Linked DNA regions of Homo sapiens: region 2 is linked to region 1. A link is a loop called in an ENCODE intact Hi-C map of the cell type or tissue named here. Cell type or tissue: ascending aorta. All regions are shown on one strand.

Evidence for each region. A loop is a pair of places that touch in the nucleus more often than their neighbours do. Peaks named below come from ENCODE experiments on the same cell type or tissue, not always from the same donor. Only the 100,000 strongest peaks of a DNase experiment are listed, where the experiment ranks them.
Region 2: a loop joins it to region 1, with 3 times the contacts of the local background. A loop is called at or near these places in 8 of 110 quality-filtered maps.

The regions. Positions count from the first base shown.
Region 1 is chr22:27,806,459-27,814,458 of GRCh38, forward strand. No RefSeq gene overlaps it. Among named protein-coding and RNA genes, the nearest start is that of MN1, 8.7 kb to the left of the region's middle. RefSeq lists enhancers at 3,551-4,072, 4,073-4,594. In ascending aorta, no CTCF peak of the experiment used is centred here; DNase peaks (open chromatin) are centred at 2,890, 3,720, 4,253 and 6,031; H3K4me3 peaks cover 698 bases; H3K27ac peaks cover 5,091 bases.
Region 2 is chr22:27,862,195-27,870,194 of GRCh38, forward strand. All of the region lies in intron 8 of PITPNB (phosphatidylinositol transfer protein beta), which reads right to left. Among named protein-coding and RNA genes, the nearest start is that of PITPNB, 53 kb to the right of the region's middle. In ascending aorta, no CTCF peak of the experiment used is centred here; a DNase peak (open chromatin) is centred at 4,680; H3K4me3 peaks cover 927 bases; H3K27ac peaks cover 7,630 bases.

The DNA.
Region 1 (8,000 bases):
CTCCGGACACCTGGGGTCAGCAGAACAGGCCTCTCCAGTGGGCCAGTGGTGGAAAGGTCAAGGATTTGGGCATTACAGATTCAGATTCAAGTCTTGTCTTCACCACTTATGAGCTGCGTGACCTTAAGCAAAATACTTTTTTCTCTGAACCTCAGTTTCCCCTGTTGGAAAGAGACATGAAGGCCAGTTGATATACAGCATAGGGACTGGAGACAATGCTTTCAGAGTGGAACAGAGCACGGCACAGGACAGACATTCTTTAAATGGCAGCCCCTCTTATGACCATGATTATTTCTTCTGTGTTTGGATGCGGGGAGATGCAGAACAGAACCACAATCCCAGGAAGCCCCAGCTATGACCAGGACAGAGGAGAGGGCAGATGACTAGAGTCAGAAGATATGAGACCCTCATGGAGCTATAGTCTGCTGTTTGCCAAGCAACAGCACCTCGTCTATCTTGCTACACACAATGTCTGTCTTTTGGGGTCTCTCCTCGATCTGTTCATTATGTACATACCAAATGCTTATAATATGCCAGGGCCTGGTCTAGGAACTCAAGAAAAAATGTAGCAGACACAGTCCCAGCCTTCAAGCCAGATCAAAGGAAACCTACTATTTGATGTGAAAGGACTACATTACACACCTGTAAGGGACAAAATAACTGCCGGGAAGGAGGGATAATAGAGAAGGATTCCCAATGTTGGGTTTTGAAAGTAGAATAGGAGTTTGACAACCAAATAGGGTCACAGGACTTTCCAAGAGGAGTAATCATGTTAGACGGGGTGCAGGAAGGCTCAAGCAGAAGTGAGTTTAGAGCAGTATGAGGAAGGGGCAGGATCAGGAGGACCTCAAGGCCGGGTGGGAAAGTTTGGACATTGTTCTGGGGAGCTATGGAAAGGTTTAAAGCAAGACCAAGAGACATTGTCCAAGGTGAGTTTTAAATATCCCTGGAGACCTGAGGGTCTCCCTTTCTTTGCCTTCACTGTGGCCCCAGGAGCCATCTTTACCTAGTTTCCTTGGAAACAGGGCTTGGGATAGGGGAAGTCTCAGGTCTGTACCCAAGCAGCCAGCACAGAGCAGGACCGTGCCTGCTGCCTCTTCCATCTCAGGCCCGTGCACAGACAAGAGTCCCCTCTTGGTTCGGTGATTATAGATGCTGCTCTCTGCGGAGCAGGACCTCCTGCCCATTTCTCAGTTGGGGTAGGTTTAGGGGCATTTCTAAATGAGAGCCAGATCTCCTAGGTTCAAAGCCCAGTATCACCACCCCCGACCTGTCTCCAAGCGTGTGAGGGAGGCAAAAGTGTGAGAAAGCACCCAGTCCCCACTATATAACTTATATAAATTATATATGTACAGTATATTTTATAGTGTTAGTATATTACATAGCTACCCTGTGAGGTAGGTTCTATTCTTTTTCCATTTTATAAAAGTGAAAACTGAGGCACAGAGAGGTGAAGGAGCTTGCCCTAGGTCACACGGCAAGTAAGAGTCAGAGCCAGAACTCAAACCAGGCCTAGCCTAACTTCACCATTAGCCCACGTATCAGTCACAAAGATTCTCCCTTTCTCAAACCCAGGGCTACCATCTGGAAAGAGGACGCCTTGCCCACAGTTCTGATGCCTGGCCCTGGGTCTAAGCCCCTGGAGAGTCCCAGCCCTAAAGAGGGGTCCCTGCTTTCTCTATTGTTTTACTTCGCTGCTCCCCTGAGGTCTCTGGGGTCTGATCACAAGGTTTCAGTGTAGGGAACTACTGAATTTCCCCTCAAAAGATACCTGGAACAAGAAGTATCCCCAGCGCACTTGGCCTGGCAGGGCTACCTGTGCAGGAGAAGAGCTGTGGCCACTATAGGGCATTTCAACTTCCCAGGTACCAGACACATGGGGCTGAGGCTCCATAGCTTGCCGCTAGTCTCCAGATCTCCTGGACAACCCAACCTTCCCGGGGAATGCTCCATTTTCATGAGTCTAGCTCAGAGCCAGAGCCAGTATCTCAACCGCACAGCAACACGCTTAGCTTGTGACATGGAGGATCAGAAATGAGACCCTTGCTTGAAAGCATGAATTGGAACGATGCTACAAACCTCCCCTTTTCTGAACACAGAAACTCTCTTAGACCTCACTGAATCCAGAAAGCAACCCTAGGAAGTAAGCATCTCCATTATCCTCTGGAATGGAGGCTCTGATTGGTACAAGAACGACGTGTTCAAAGCCACATCGCGACTGCATGGCAGGGCCTGGTTTCATACTCGGATCCGTAGGGTCCTAGAGCCATCCTGCCAATGTCTCCATCTACGTGGGTTTCTCTTCCCCAGACGGCATCCAGCTATGAGCTTCTATTTTCCATTCTCTAAGTGAAGTATGCTGAACCCAGGCCCTGCTCCCAAAATAACTCAAACCAGCCCCACAGGCTGGAACGGAGGCCCCAGCGACTCCAGGGCCCAGTTAGCCTCCCCTTGAAAAAGTCCCTATTCAGCAAAAAAAGGAGGAATAAAAAAAACAGCCATCACTCATAAAGCGTCACATACCACACAATTAGTCAGAAAATGCAAAAGTTCAGCAGGTTATTCAACAAACCTATTTAGCATGCTCACAAGCCCCTCCCTCCCCACCTCTTCATTTTCCCTCCCTGCGGCCATCAGCAATGTGGGCTCATTACCACCGAGAACCTCGCTGGAAAGCCAGCCTCATAAACAGAACAAAATAAGCATCTATGATGGGAAAACTTTGGATGGACCAGTCATTAGCCGACACCTTTCAAATCACACTGTCGATTGTCACCTGCATCTCCTGTCCCCCACCCTCTCAGACACCCATGGCTGCATGCCCTGTCTCCACTGAGGTAAAGAGCAAGTGCTGGAAGGAACCACCCCCAATGCCAAGACCCAGGCTGAGCTTATCTTCCAGGAAGGAGCCCTGTGTGCAGCTGGAGTCTGCAGCCAAGCTCCTCCATGTGTCAGCAGCGACGGCAGCCGGCATGTGGCAGGTGCGTCCCTGTTTGCTCTACAGCGCCCCATTCCTCTTCACTTTCCTTACAGAGGGGTGTGCTGGGGTGGTTTAGAGCATCACACAGATCTGAGATCTGTGACCTTGAGTGCATCATTCCCTTCTCTGTGCCTCAGTTTCCTCATCTGTAAAATCAGTTTCCAGCAGTACCTACAGCAAAGGACATACGTGAAGACGGAATGAAATGGTGTAGGTTAAGCACAGCAGTCACACGCCATCCCTGGGAGGCGAGTAGAGGCACCTCCTCTCTAAGGCTCCCTGGAAGTGTGCTCCAGTGTAAGAAATGGGGGGTGCCTTGCTGACATCCTCCAGAGATCCAGGATAGGAGGAAAGCAGCCTCCCATCTCTGAGCACTCACCATAAGATGGACTCCTTTCCATAGGTTATTTCTAATTCTCGCACCAATTGTACTGCAGGAATAGATGTGTGCCCATTTTATGGACGGGAACCTAGAGGCAGGACACCACTTTGAGAAGGAGCTTGGGGAGAGTTCCTCCAAAAGAAGATCCCACACTTATTGCCCAAAGGGCTCAGGAAGGAAACGAACGGAACCCCCAGGGAACCCTCAGACACCCCACCTCCCACCCCCACCATCAGTCACACTGTCTAAGGGATTGTAAAGTGGACGACAATGGGGCTGATGGGCTTTGAATGGCCCTTCCCACCCAACTAGGAAACAGAGCCCAGAGGCAGTGAGTAATGTGCTTATTTGATCAGATTCTTGGAAACGTTCACAAATCATCACCATTCGCCCTGTGACAGTGTTACCAGCTCTTCCTTTAATTGTTGTTGTGTGCATAGCAGGAAGGCAGTGCAGTCTGGAGGTGAACAGGGTCGGCCTCAGGCTCGACTGCACATAGTCCCTTTACCTCCTTGAGCCTCAGTTTCCCCATTTGTCAAATGAGGAGGATAATCTTCTCTGGAGTTGTCAGGGGGGTGAACAAGCACAGAGCATTTAGCACGTAGTTAACACTCAATAAACGGCAGCTACTACATGGAGCCAGGCCCCTGCAGGGCGGGTGGCTCCCTGCGGGGCAGCCCTGAATTGATGAGGTGCCTGCTCTCTTTGGTCTCCCCTCAGACCCTGGCTGCATGGTCCTGAGACTCCTGGCTCCGGTCCGGTCCGGAGGCCTTGTCACGCCAAGGCCCTGCCAGCAAGGAAAAGGAGCGCTGAGTAGAGAGAGGACTCACCCCGGGTTCTCTGGGCCAGGCCCCAGCTGTGCAGGCCCCACCCTCTCTTGGCCACCTCCACCCCAGCTGAGGCTTAGCCGCCAGCCTCCGACATTTGCCACCCGGCCACCTGGTGAGCTCCAGGCAGGCTGCAGGCGCCAGCTGCCCCCACCTCTGGCTCCGATGAGCTCATCTGGGTTTCCAAACTTCCAAAGCGGCCAGGAATGTTTGCTCAAATGTTCCGAGCCCAGAGAGCGTTAAGAGCAAACCAGTGCCCTCCGCCCCCCTTCCCTGAGCAGAAAGCAATCTGCTATAACTCAGACAGGCCGGCCTCACCAAGCCCAGGAGATGGATGCAGCGTTTTGGAATCTATATCACCCAAAAGGAAAATGCCTCTTAAATCACAGGGAGCTGGGAGAGAGCGGGAGCAGGAGGCACCGGGACCCAGTGATGTTCCAGAGGTCAGGCCTGGAGGAGGGGAGTATCACCAGGCATGGAGTCACCCTGGTCATCAGTGTGTCTGCTGCACCTTCTTGGCTCAGGTGGAGAGAGGGAGGCCTGGGGACGCTCCCCTAACTTGAATGCTTGCTGGGTGTGCACACACACGTACATGCACTCATGCACACCTGTGTCCACATGCACACACACATGCACAAAGTGCCCACACTGATTCAGCCCACTCCCAGGTCTGTTGAAATCTCTGCCCATTTTATCCCTCCCTTCCTGGCCCTGGCCACCGCTCTCCAGACCTGGGCAGCAGCTGGGCTCTAAACCTGATAAAGTCAGGTCACAGACAGCCCTTCACTCATATCCTTAGAACATTCAGTGGATCTATCTTTTGAGAATAAAGATCAAATTCCTCACTGCAGTGTGCAAGGCCCTGCATGCCCAGCCCGGGTGACCTTGCCATGCCTGGCCCAGTCCCTCCACCAGAGCTGCACTGGCCCCTACTGTGCCCTTCTCACCTTCTCCCATCACAGGCCCTGGCAGGGGTTGTGCCCATGGCTGGAGGGCTTTTTGCTCAGTGAAGGCACAGCCACACCTCAGCTCAGCCGCCACATCCTCAGGGAAATGCCCCCCGCCGCCCCCGGCAACTCCTACCAGATAATCCCGGCACTGGAATGCTCTCTTACCCCCAAGGTCTGGGTAGCGCAACATCCAGCAGTGTTATCTTCTGGGATCCTTAATGAATCTCAGTCCACCCCACTCCATCAGGAGCACCCAACCAGCAGGGGTTCTTCCTGGTTTTGGCCACTTCTGTTTGCATTTCATTCATTTTCCGAATGAAGGAGTGAAGGGCCCTTGCAGTCCAGTCTTATGAACTCCTATTCATCCTGCAAGGCCCTACTTGGTACTTTTCAAACTGCAGATTGTGACCAATTTATAGATTAAAAAGCCATTTAGGGAGTGTGGTATACACATACAATGGAATACTCATCAGCCACAAAAAGAAATGAAATTCTAGACAGGCACAGTCTTGTAATCCCAGCACTTTGGGAGGCTGAGGCAGGAGGATCGCTTAAGCCCAGATATTTGAGACCAGCCTGGGCAACATAGGGAGACCCTGTCTCTACAAAAGAATTAAAAATATAGCCAGACATGGTAGCACATGCCTGTGGTCCCAGCTACTCAGGAGGCTGAGGTGGGAGGATGTCTCAAGCCCAGGGAGTTGAGGCTGCAGTAGCTATGATCATATCACTGAACTCCAGCCTGGGTAACAGAGCAATACCCTGTCTCAAAAAAAAGAAAAAAGAAAAAAAGAAAGAAATGAAATTCTGACTCATGCTACAACATGGATGAACATTGAAGACATTATGCCAAATGAAATAATCCAGGCCAGGCACGGTGGCTCATGCCTGTAATCCTAGCACTTTGGGAGGCTGAGGTGGGTGGATCACCTAAGGTTGGGACTTCGAGACCAGCGTGACCAACATGGAGAAACCCCATCTCTACTAAAAATACAAAATTAGCTGGGCGTGGTGGTGCGTACCTGTAATCCCAGCTACTCAGGAGGCTGAGGCAGGAGAATCACTTGAACACAGGAGGCAGAGGTTGTGGTGAGCCGAGATCGCACCATTGCACTCCAGCCTGGGCCACAAGAGTGAAACTCCATCTAAAAAAAGAAAGAAAGAAAGAAAGAATCCAGACACAAAAAGACAGTGGGTGATTCCACTAACGTGAAGTAACTAGAAGAAGACTCATAGAAACAGAAAGTAGAATTAAAGTTTACCAGGGGACGGGGTATCGCGGAATAGGGAGTTAGTGTTTCATGGGTGCAGTTTCTGTTTGGGATGATGAAAAAGTTCTGTGGATGAATAGCAGTAATGGCTACACAACAATGTGGTGGTACTTAATGCTACTGTACTGAGCACTTAAAGATGGGTAAAGTGATACATTTTATGTTATGTATATTTTACCACAATAAAAACAAAACGTAAGCTATACAAGTAAGTACACCTTATATTACAACAATTATCTAGTGAAACTTTTGTTTCATTATGTGTGAATTACTGCATTTGTGAAAAATATATTTCCAACTTCTTTGAATCAAGACCCACTAATTTTTTTTTTTTTTTAAGACGGAGTCTCGCTCTGTTGTCCAGGCTGGAGGACACTGGTGCAATCCTGGCTCACTGCACCCTCTGCTGCCTGGGCTCAAGTGATTCTCCTGCCTCAGCCTCCCAAGTAGCTGGGATTACAGGCACCTGCCACCACATCCAGCTAATTTTTGTATTTTTAGTAGAGACGGGGTTTTGCCATGTTGGCCACACTGGTCTCAAATTCCTGACCTCAGGTGATCTGCCCGCCTTGGCCTCCCAAAGTGCTGGGATTATAAGCGTGAGCCACCACACACAGCCCAAGACCCACTAATTCTTTTTTTTTTTTTTTTTTGAGATGGAGCCTCACCCTGTTGCCCAGGCTGGAGTGCAATGGCACTATCTCGGCTCACTGCAACCTCCACCTCCTGGGTTCACACAATTCTCCTGCCTCAGCTTTCCGAGTAGCTGGGATTACAGGTGTGCATCACCATGCCCGGCTAAGTTTTTGTATCTTTAGTAGAGACAGGGTTTCACCATGTTGGCCACGCTGGTCTCGAACTCCTGACTTCGTGATCCACCCACCTCAGCCTCCCAAAGTGCTGGGATTACAGGCGTGAGCCACCGCGCCCAGCCTAAGGCCCACTAATTCTTAAAAACACTGTGCTCAGGAGTCACGGTGCCTCAGAAGCCTGATGACCTCGGGCAGGGTGACATCCTCTCCTCTCTGCACCCAGGCCCCTTCGTGCTGCTGACTTATAATGCACCGCAAGCTTCTCCTTGTAGTCTAACCTCACGCTTACCTGTTTATTGCCAAAACTGGACTACAAGCTCACCAGGGGCAGGGGCTGTGTCTCATTTTTCTTTGTGCTCCCAAGGTGCCAGGCTCAGTGCCTGACATATAGTAAGTACTCAGTATTTTCCAGAAATGATCAAGATGCAGATGAAGTCCAGCGGTCCCAGATTTGGATTCACCCTGATTTCAAGCCCCAGCTATGTGAGCTGGGGCAGGTCACTTCTCCTCTCAGGGCCTCCATTTCCTTTAATAAGAACAGTAGGCCAGGTGCAGTGGCTCACACCTGTAATCCCAGCACTTTGGGAGGCCGAGGCGGGTGGATCACGAGGTCAGGAGATCGAGACCAGCCAGGCTAACACGGTGAAACCCTGTCTCTACTAAAAATATAAAAAATTAGCTGGGCGTGGTGGTGGGCACCTGTAGTCCCAGCTACTCGGGAGGCTGACACAGGAGAATGGCATGAACCCAGGAGGCGGAGGTTGCAGTGAGCCGAGAT
Region 2 (8,000 bases), 56 kb after region 1:
TCAAATCGGCCACATACATTCAAAAAATGATTAATTTCTAAGTCTTATTCTAAACCTCAAGATTATTTTTCCTTTATATGACTGAAGCACCAGACTACATTTTTCCCCATTATCTACCATGGCCCAGTTTTAAGTTAATTCTAGGGATATACTATATGAAAAATTATTATCTTGGTATTATTAATGCGACTGAATGTTCTATAGAGTCCTACATGATTGATCAACTTTTCTCAAGATATTTGTTCTGTAGTAACATTTCATCTTCTGAAGAATAACCTGATACATGGGCTACATCAACGAGGTAACACCAGTAAGCAGTTAAATAAAAATATTATAGTAAACTGTTCTCTTGCAGGTGAGCTCTGTTAACAAAATATCTTGGCTAGCTTAGCTCTATTTTTCCATGACGTTTCCCCCTTAAAACAGAGTACCAATGTGAAAATTCAGGATGTATGTGTATGTGTATATGTATACACACATACAAACCCATATTTTAGTAATATAATTCAGCAGGTATGAAGTGGGTACCATTTACCCTTTACTCTGTGCTAGGTGCTGTCAGGGGACATAAATGTAGCTAATAGAGAAGAGGATAATTATGTAAATAATGCTGCCCTTGGTGTCAATATTCTCACCCCGGAAACATCCTCCTGTTGTGGATGCTGGCTTGGGCTAAAATCAAATATTTACATACTACTCCCCTTGCTCTGCAGGCCCCTGGCACTTAAGCTGGGCTCCTGGATGCAGAAGCAGTCAACAAGCCTTCCATAAGACACAGCTAGCTTCTAAGTGCCCAGCTTTATTGAAATGACAACAAAGTTGGTCTTTCACAGATCATTTGATCAATAAACAATGAGCCAATGCTGAAGTACTTCCTAATCCAATGAATGTCACTGAAAATCCTCATATGCAATACAACTTGGGTATATGTAGAATATGGCACTTAATTGTGAGATATAGCTGCCAAACAGTAGCACTAGACTAGGAGTGCTACTTTGTTAAACTTCCTGTTTAACAAAGGTCAGGATCCTTAACCTCTCTCTGGGCCTCATTTCTCCCTCTGTAACAGGAAAACTAGACTCTATCAGGACTTTTCATTCTCCACTGAGGAAAAACTAAAAGCAGGGGTGAGCGAACTAAGGTCCTTGAGGGCCAGGATTGGTCTAGGGCTGTAGGTGGTAAACATTACATATCCTTGACATCCAATGACTTGTCCTAAAACTTCCTACAATTTTGTGTTTTATTCTGTAATATGCCTGGGCTTCAGGAAATATTCCCCTGCCTGTCACCCACCCATAGTGAATTTCCTCTATGACTGAGTACCCCACCAAACTGCTGATGAACTCTAAGATACTTTCCAGATTGAACATTAGAAGGTCCTATTAATTATGAGCTCCTGAAAGCTTTCTTTTACAACTTCAAATCATTGGACACTTTCTACTAAATGAAAATCTTGGGTGTACCTAGAACACTGATGCTTCAGAATTCTCCAGCAATTTTATAAAAACAGTGGGATGAAGCATGGTTCTAATTAAAGGAGTAAGCTAAATGTAATACAAATATGCCTACACTAAACTTGAGCTCCAAGAACAGAGTACACATACGTGACTTCAACAATCAACCAAGTTTATTTCTCACATTCTTTCTAGTGACTCTGGCAAGCAACTCAAATCAATTAATACTGGTAATTCATAAAGTGGCATTGTTCTATAAAATTCATTTTAGAAACTATAAGCCACGGGACAAAAAGGAACCAGTTCCCTAAGATATCTTTCCAGATCTAAAATGTATATTCAGTCCCAATCTGATTTTTGTTTTCCATCCAATTTACAAGTAATTATTTTTTTAAAAACCCTTCAGAGAAGAACACGTACCCAACTAAAAAACAAACAACTAAACAGCCTGCTGCCTAAAAACATAAACATTACCAGAAGAAAGTTGAGAACACACAAGCTATATACATTTTTTTCAATCATTATTATTATTAATGTATACATGATATCTAAAAGTTCTCATACAATTCTCAAAATGATTTGTGGGAGTCATCTGTTAAATGTGAGCTACAGTTATTTAAAGTACTGATTAAGTTAAGAATATGGCTTTGAAAGTCTCCATACTTATGATGGCACAGAAAATAGTGAAAATGTCTGAATGTCGTACATTAACCTAAAAGAATCCTTTTGGTATCTTCTCTCTGGAGTGAAATCTGACACTAGGTAATAAAAAGTCTTAAAAGCTGTTCATATCCTACCCTGTACCCTGTAACCTGGTAATTCCACTTTTAGAAACATATCCTATTAATCAAGTAAAGAAATGATACCACAGATTTATCTGTTAACAGCAAAAATCTGGACTTATTAATTATTAACTGAAATACCCACTACAGGAGACAGGTGAAATACTTCATAGGCCTTCCATACGATGGGCTATTATGCATACAGCCATTAAAAAACATTTTTTTCCAGCGGTACAGTGGTTCACACCTGTAAACCCAGTACTTTGGGAGGCCGAGGCAGGTGGATCACCTGATGTCAGGAGTTCTAAATCAGCCTGGCCAACATGGTGAAACCCCGTCTCTACTAAAGATACAAAAATTAGCTGGTCATGGTGGCGGGTGCCTATAATCCCAGTTACTTGGAAGGCTGAGGCATGAGAATTGTTTGCACCCAGGAGGCAGAGGTTGCAGTGAGCTGAGTTCGTGCCATTGCACTCCAGCCTGGGCAACAACAGCAAAACTCAAAAAAAAACTCTCAAAAAAAAGAAAAAAAAAGAAAAAAATTCAAATAACAGTTAACAATGTGGGAGAAAAAAAGGAGAATTAATATAAATAGGTATCTATGTATGGTACAAACATTCCTAACAAAATAAACTACAGGAATCAGAAAATATACCAAATAATAGTAATTAAATGAGACTACAACTAATTTTTTTCTTTTGTGTACAATTATTTTCAAAGTTATCATTTAAAAATTTAAAAAAACCTAATACACTGAAAAACAAATTGACTCTAAAGAAGTTTTTTTGCCCTCAGCAGAGTATTTTCGGACAAAGACCAACTTTACCCTAAATTATCTGGGTACTATTTCAAGTCTTCATTCTTCTTTCACTATAAACAATCTGGCTTTTGGCTTCTTTTTTCTGATGTTTAATAAATTAAATCTAAACAAAGCTAAACAAAATCAAGTTAAAAGCTGAATTAAGATCTTTAATACGTAACTTTAGTCCATCCCATATTTAATTTTTCTTGAAAGCAATCACAAGGTATACATGCAAAATAAAATGATCAACTCTTCTAGGTTATCAGCAACATGCTAGTGAAGAAATGTGTAACCTTTAAAATGTGAAAAATCTCAATGGGGCAAATATTTGGGACCCCACTCTCAGAGCAATGTTCTAGAATCCACAGGACCCAAAGAAGTTCCAGCGTCTCTGCCTAGCTCTCAAGAGGTTCACAGCCTGTGGCAAGGCAAAGCTTCCTCTCTGGCTTTAAAAAAATACAAATGTTGCGCGGAGGGTGAAAGGAAGGAGAGGAACAAAAAAGATAACTATTGGGTATGGGCAGGGGAGGGGCGGGCGGTGAGAAATACTATGTACAACAAATCCCCGTGACATGTGTTTACCTACATAACAAACCTTCACATGTACCCCCAAACCTAAAATAAAAGTTTTAAAAAAATGTTTTCTGATTCTTTCTTCTTCATTGGCTAAAAAACAACCCCAAAGCAAATAAAACCAAAATCTGAATTAAGATCTTTGACACATAACTCCAATCCAGCCCAAACCTAACATTTTCCTCCTCTAAGGCAAAACAGTTAACTCTTTGCTAATCTGCGAGTAAATAAAATGATTTTGCTAATAAATTGAGTTTTACATAAAGCATGAAAATTTAAAAGGACAACTTAAAAAGGTAAAGAATGGTTGATTACAAAGAGAACAATCAAAAGTTCTACAAGATGAACGTCATGGGCTAACAAGAACCTCAAATTATGACTCATTGCTACGTAATTTAAATTTCATCTGTAATACAGTAAGCACTAGTTGTGAAATGTTTCCAAAATTGTATTTAAATAGTTTGTATATTCACTGAATTCCTTACATTTCATGTTTCTAACTGTAAATGAAACTCCCAAGCCTGAGTCATGTTTTTAATTTAACAACACATATTAGGTTACTCTAAGGTATGTGGATGAGGTCTTAGGGGGAGTAATGTATACTAGAGGCACACAATGTAACTAAACAAAACACAGTGTGTTTAACTGGAGGAGTGAGCAATCAGTACATGTTATCCACAAGAACTAGTTTCTCGAATCTGTGACAAACAAATATAAACAAACGTAAAAGAGATTTAACATTTTTTAAAAAGAATCCAAAGGCATTCTGGAAATGTATTTTCTAAAAATACAGTCCCTTCAGTTTCATGAGACTTGTCAAGTTTACACATACTTTTTCCTATTTAAAACTGTGTTGGGATGAAGATGGAATAGGTATGTGCTACACTGAACCAGAGTTAACGCTTTGCAAAGACACAGCAGTTTCTGTAAGGCTCATAACTGTCTTCATATTTTCATTTTTCAATTTTAGGCAATGTGAATGCTTAATTTCAGCTGCTGATTCTGTGATGTTAAGTTTCCAACCCAGATTTCACCAAGAAAGTTAAAAATAAATGCACTGCTGGGAGTGCTGCCAGTGTGTGTGCATCAGTAAATATCAACACAAGATTACGAAATATATGTGACGTCTATGTACTGAAATTTCAAGCAGAACCCCATTCCCCAACTCAGCTATTCTCTCTATTTAGGTAACCTAAACTTTATTTAGGTAACCATTTATTTTAGTAGCCATTTGGACAGACCTAAATTGGACATTATATTTCTGTAAATACATGGGAAGTCCAATATTTGATTTTTATTTGGTTTAAGGTAGTTAACTTGAATCTAGCAAATACTTACAAGCCCCTACTATGAGCAAACCTCCCTGCTTGGCACTGACCCATATCAAGGTAAGTCAGACACAAAGCCTACCGTTTAAAATTCAGTGTGAACAACAGGAGATGGAGGAGGTGGGGGGAAGGAAGACAGGGGGAATACATAAACCACCACCCTGACCCAAGACACACTGGGAGCCATGAGAAGGTCATCGGCAAGACTCTAGTGGCATTCAAAGGTGGGGAAGTCCCATCTGGTGGGGTAAATGGAAAATATTAAATGGAAGAAGTAAACATGAGATTAAATGTGAGTTTAAAAAGACTGAACTAATTGTAGGTTAATCTAATTTCACAAAAAGGCGAAATAAGATCCAGACAGGAAAGCTTACTGCCTGTGAGAGGATAATCAGTCACATTTTCCATGTTCCTCCAAACTTAATTTTTTGTATGGCTCACACCCATTTTACTAAAGAGGACTATGTTAAATGCTTCATGCTTGTGGGTGATTACTCCAGGAGTGACACTATTTTCAAGTAAAACCCCAAGTTCACCTTCAAATGAAACTCATGAAGAAAACTTTGTTTCTGGAAGTGTCTGGAAGAATCTGCAAGAAGCTCACACTGCCAAATTACTTCTTGAACCTGAATAAGACATTCATTCGTCTGTGCCTGAATCCTTCAACTCTGTCTGAGAACAGAGACATTCCATAGCCAAGATAAGGTTAGAATTAATCAGTTTCACTCTTTGGGCACTTAGCTTCTTAAAGACATGGAACAGCTTTTTTTTGGTATCTTCTGTAGGAGTTAATATAATTAGTACATACTATGTGCTATATATTTATTTTAAAAATCAAATAAAAAATGTAGTCATCAAACTAGATATTAAAAAAAAATCAGCCATGCTTGAAGGTCTGCTTTATTATACATAATCCAAAATGTGGTCTAACCAGAAACTAATTACTAAGCCTCTTTATGCCACCCACTATGGGGTTTCAAATGTGAGATTACAGGGAGGGAACATGTTTTCAAATGCTTCGTATCCTCCCTGGACCTCACAGACAAGTCGAGGCTAAGAAACAAGAGAGCACCTCCCAGTGTTTCTACTAGGGCGGCTAACAAGTAAAAAACACTGCTCATAAGCCACTTGAGTCTCTGGGTGGCTTTCCTGCCACTCTCTATCTCAAAAGAGATTTCCACACCTGAATTTCAACTTCTCCCTCATCACTCACTTCTACTCCTCCTATCCCTGGCCAAAAAAATTTTGCAGTTTCATTATCTTAGGTCACTGACACCAAGGGTACCAACATCTTTTCACAGACATGGGGTAGACAAAGAAAGAAATCTTGGTAGCATGGCAGTAAACAAATTAACATCTCTATAATGCAGAAATATGGTTTCCCTCCACTGGCATGAAGGATCCAGAATGGCCTCTACGGCTGTTCTAGAATGAGTCTAAAGCTGACTGAGCAGCTAAACAGTATGAAAAACTGAAAGGCCAAGCTCGGACTGCTGGAGCATTTGCTCAGGCTAGAGTTAACACAGAAGACAAATGGGGCATGCCTTTATGATGAGAAAGAACATGTACATAAAGATAATTTAAAAACCACCATAATTTCTGGATCAACTTATTTATTTGACCTGATCCCCTTATATATTCCAAAGTTCAGAGCTCTGGCTGAGACTTCCGAGACACATCAAGCCCTATAAGGAAGAGACGCTTTGACAAAGCCTCTTACAAAGACCTTTAGAGGCCTAATTATTAACTATCATGTATTTGTAGACACAGAAGCTTAAATCTTCAAGAGGTGTCTGGCTTAAATGAAGGAAGAAATGAGGCCTTGCCATGGGATAAAAATGAAACCATAATCGTCAAAGGTAGTGTTTCAATCTGTTAAAATAACAATTCCTCACCCAAATCAGGAAGGGAAACTGAAAAGCTAAAAACAAATGGAAACAGGTACACACACACACACACACAAACACACGTGCACACAGTGCTATAGAGAAACAAGACATTAACATCCATCAGAAATGCACAATTCTGCCTTGAAGCAAAAATCTTAATCAGGTTATAAATCGCTTTCCTATTACTATGCACACAGTCACTTCATCAAGTGCCGAACCCTAAGTAACAAAAATATAATTTCTGCACTCAGATTTTAAAAATTCTTTCTTCAGAGGGAAAATAAATATACAACTGAGGCCTGCATCTCTGGGTTTGTAGTTTTTTAAAAATAAAAGATATGTATCACATCATAGGCTAAAAAAATTGTCTGTACTCTTAACAAATGTGGAAAATATGAAAATATATTCCTTAGCAACCTCATCATCCCCTGCTAGTGAATCCTCTCTAAACTGTGTGGCTCTCTGCTTTATGCATGACCAAATAAAATCACTCATTAAACATATATAACCACGAGGGGTAAAGACACGTGAACCCGGATGTGTTTAACAATCCCTAGATACCAGAATGAGGGGAACACATTCTAGAATGAGGGGAACTCTGAATACTAGACAGATAAGAATTACGCATCATAAATACAGGGGCACATTTATAGATCTCAGCAACCCCAAGAGACGAAAGACAAAAGCATTATAACAATAACGGTTAACATTGATTGTGCACTTCTTCTGTGCTGGGAACTTAACATTATTTCACTCAGTCTTTACAACTACCTTCTGAGGTAGTTACTAAAATCATTTCCATTTTGGAGATGTGGAAATCAAGGCTCAGAGTGAGGGTTAAGTTATAACTTGTGTAGATTCCCAGTGGCTTTTTAATGGATCTCCCTTAGTGCCTCCGACACTTACAGATTCCCTGACCATTGAAAACGTACCACTAGTGTAACAGAAATTATCAAATTCTGGCAAATACCATGAATAGGGCATCACACAATTGCCAATGATGCAACAGGGCATAAAAGGTACAGAACGGTGATCTAGGAGTCACTGGATTAAGAGTTAAAATCTGCTACATCTCCATACCTTACACACTGCTGTAACTACCACCGAATCAGGTGTTCCAGAAATGGCAGACATTCTGCTGTTTCTCCTACAACTATTACATGTGTTTCTCT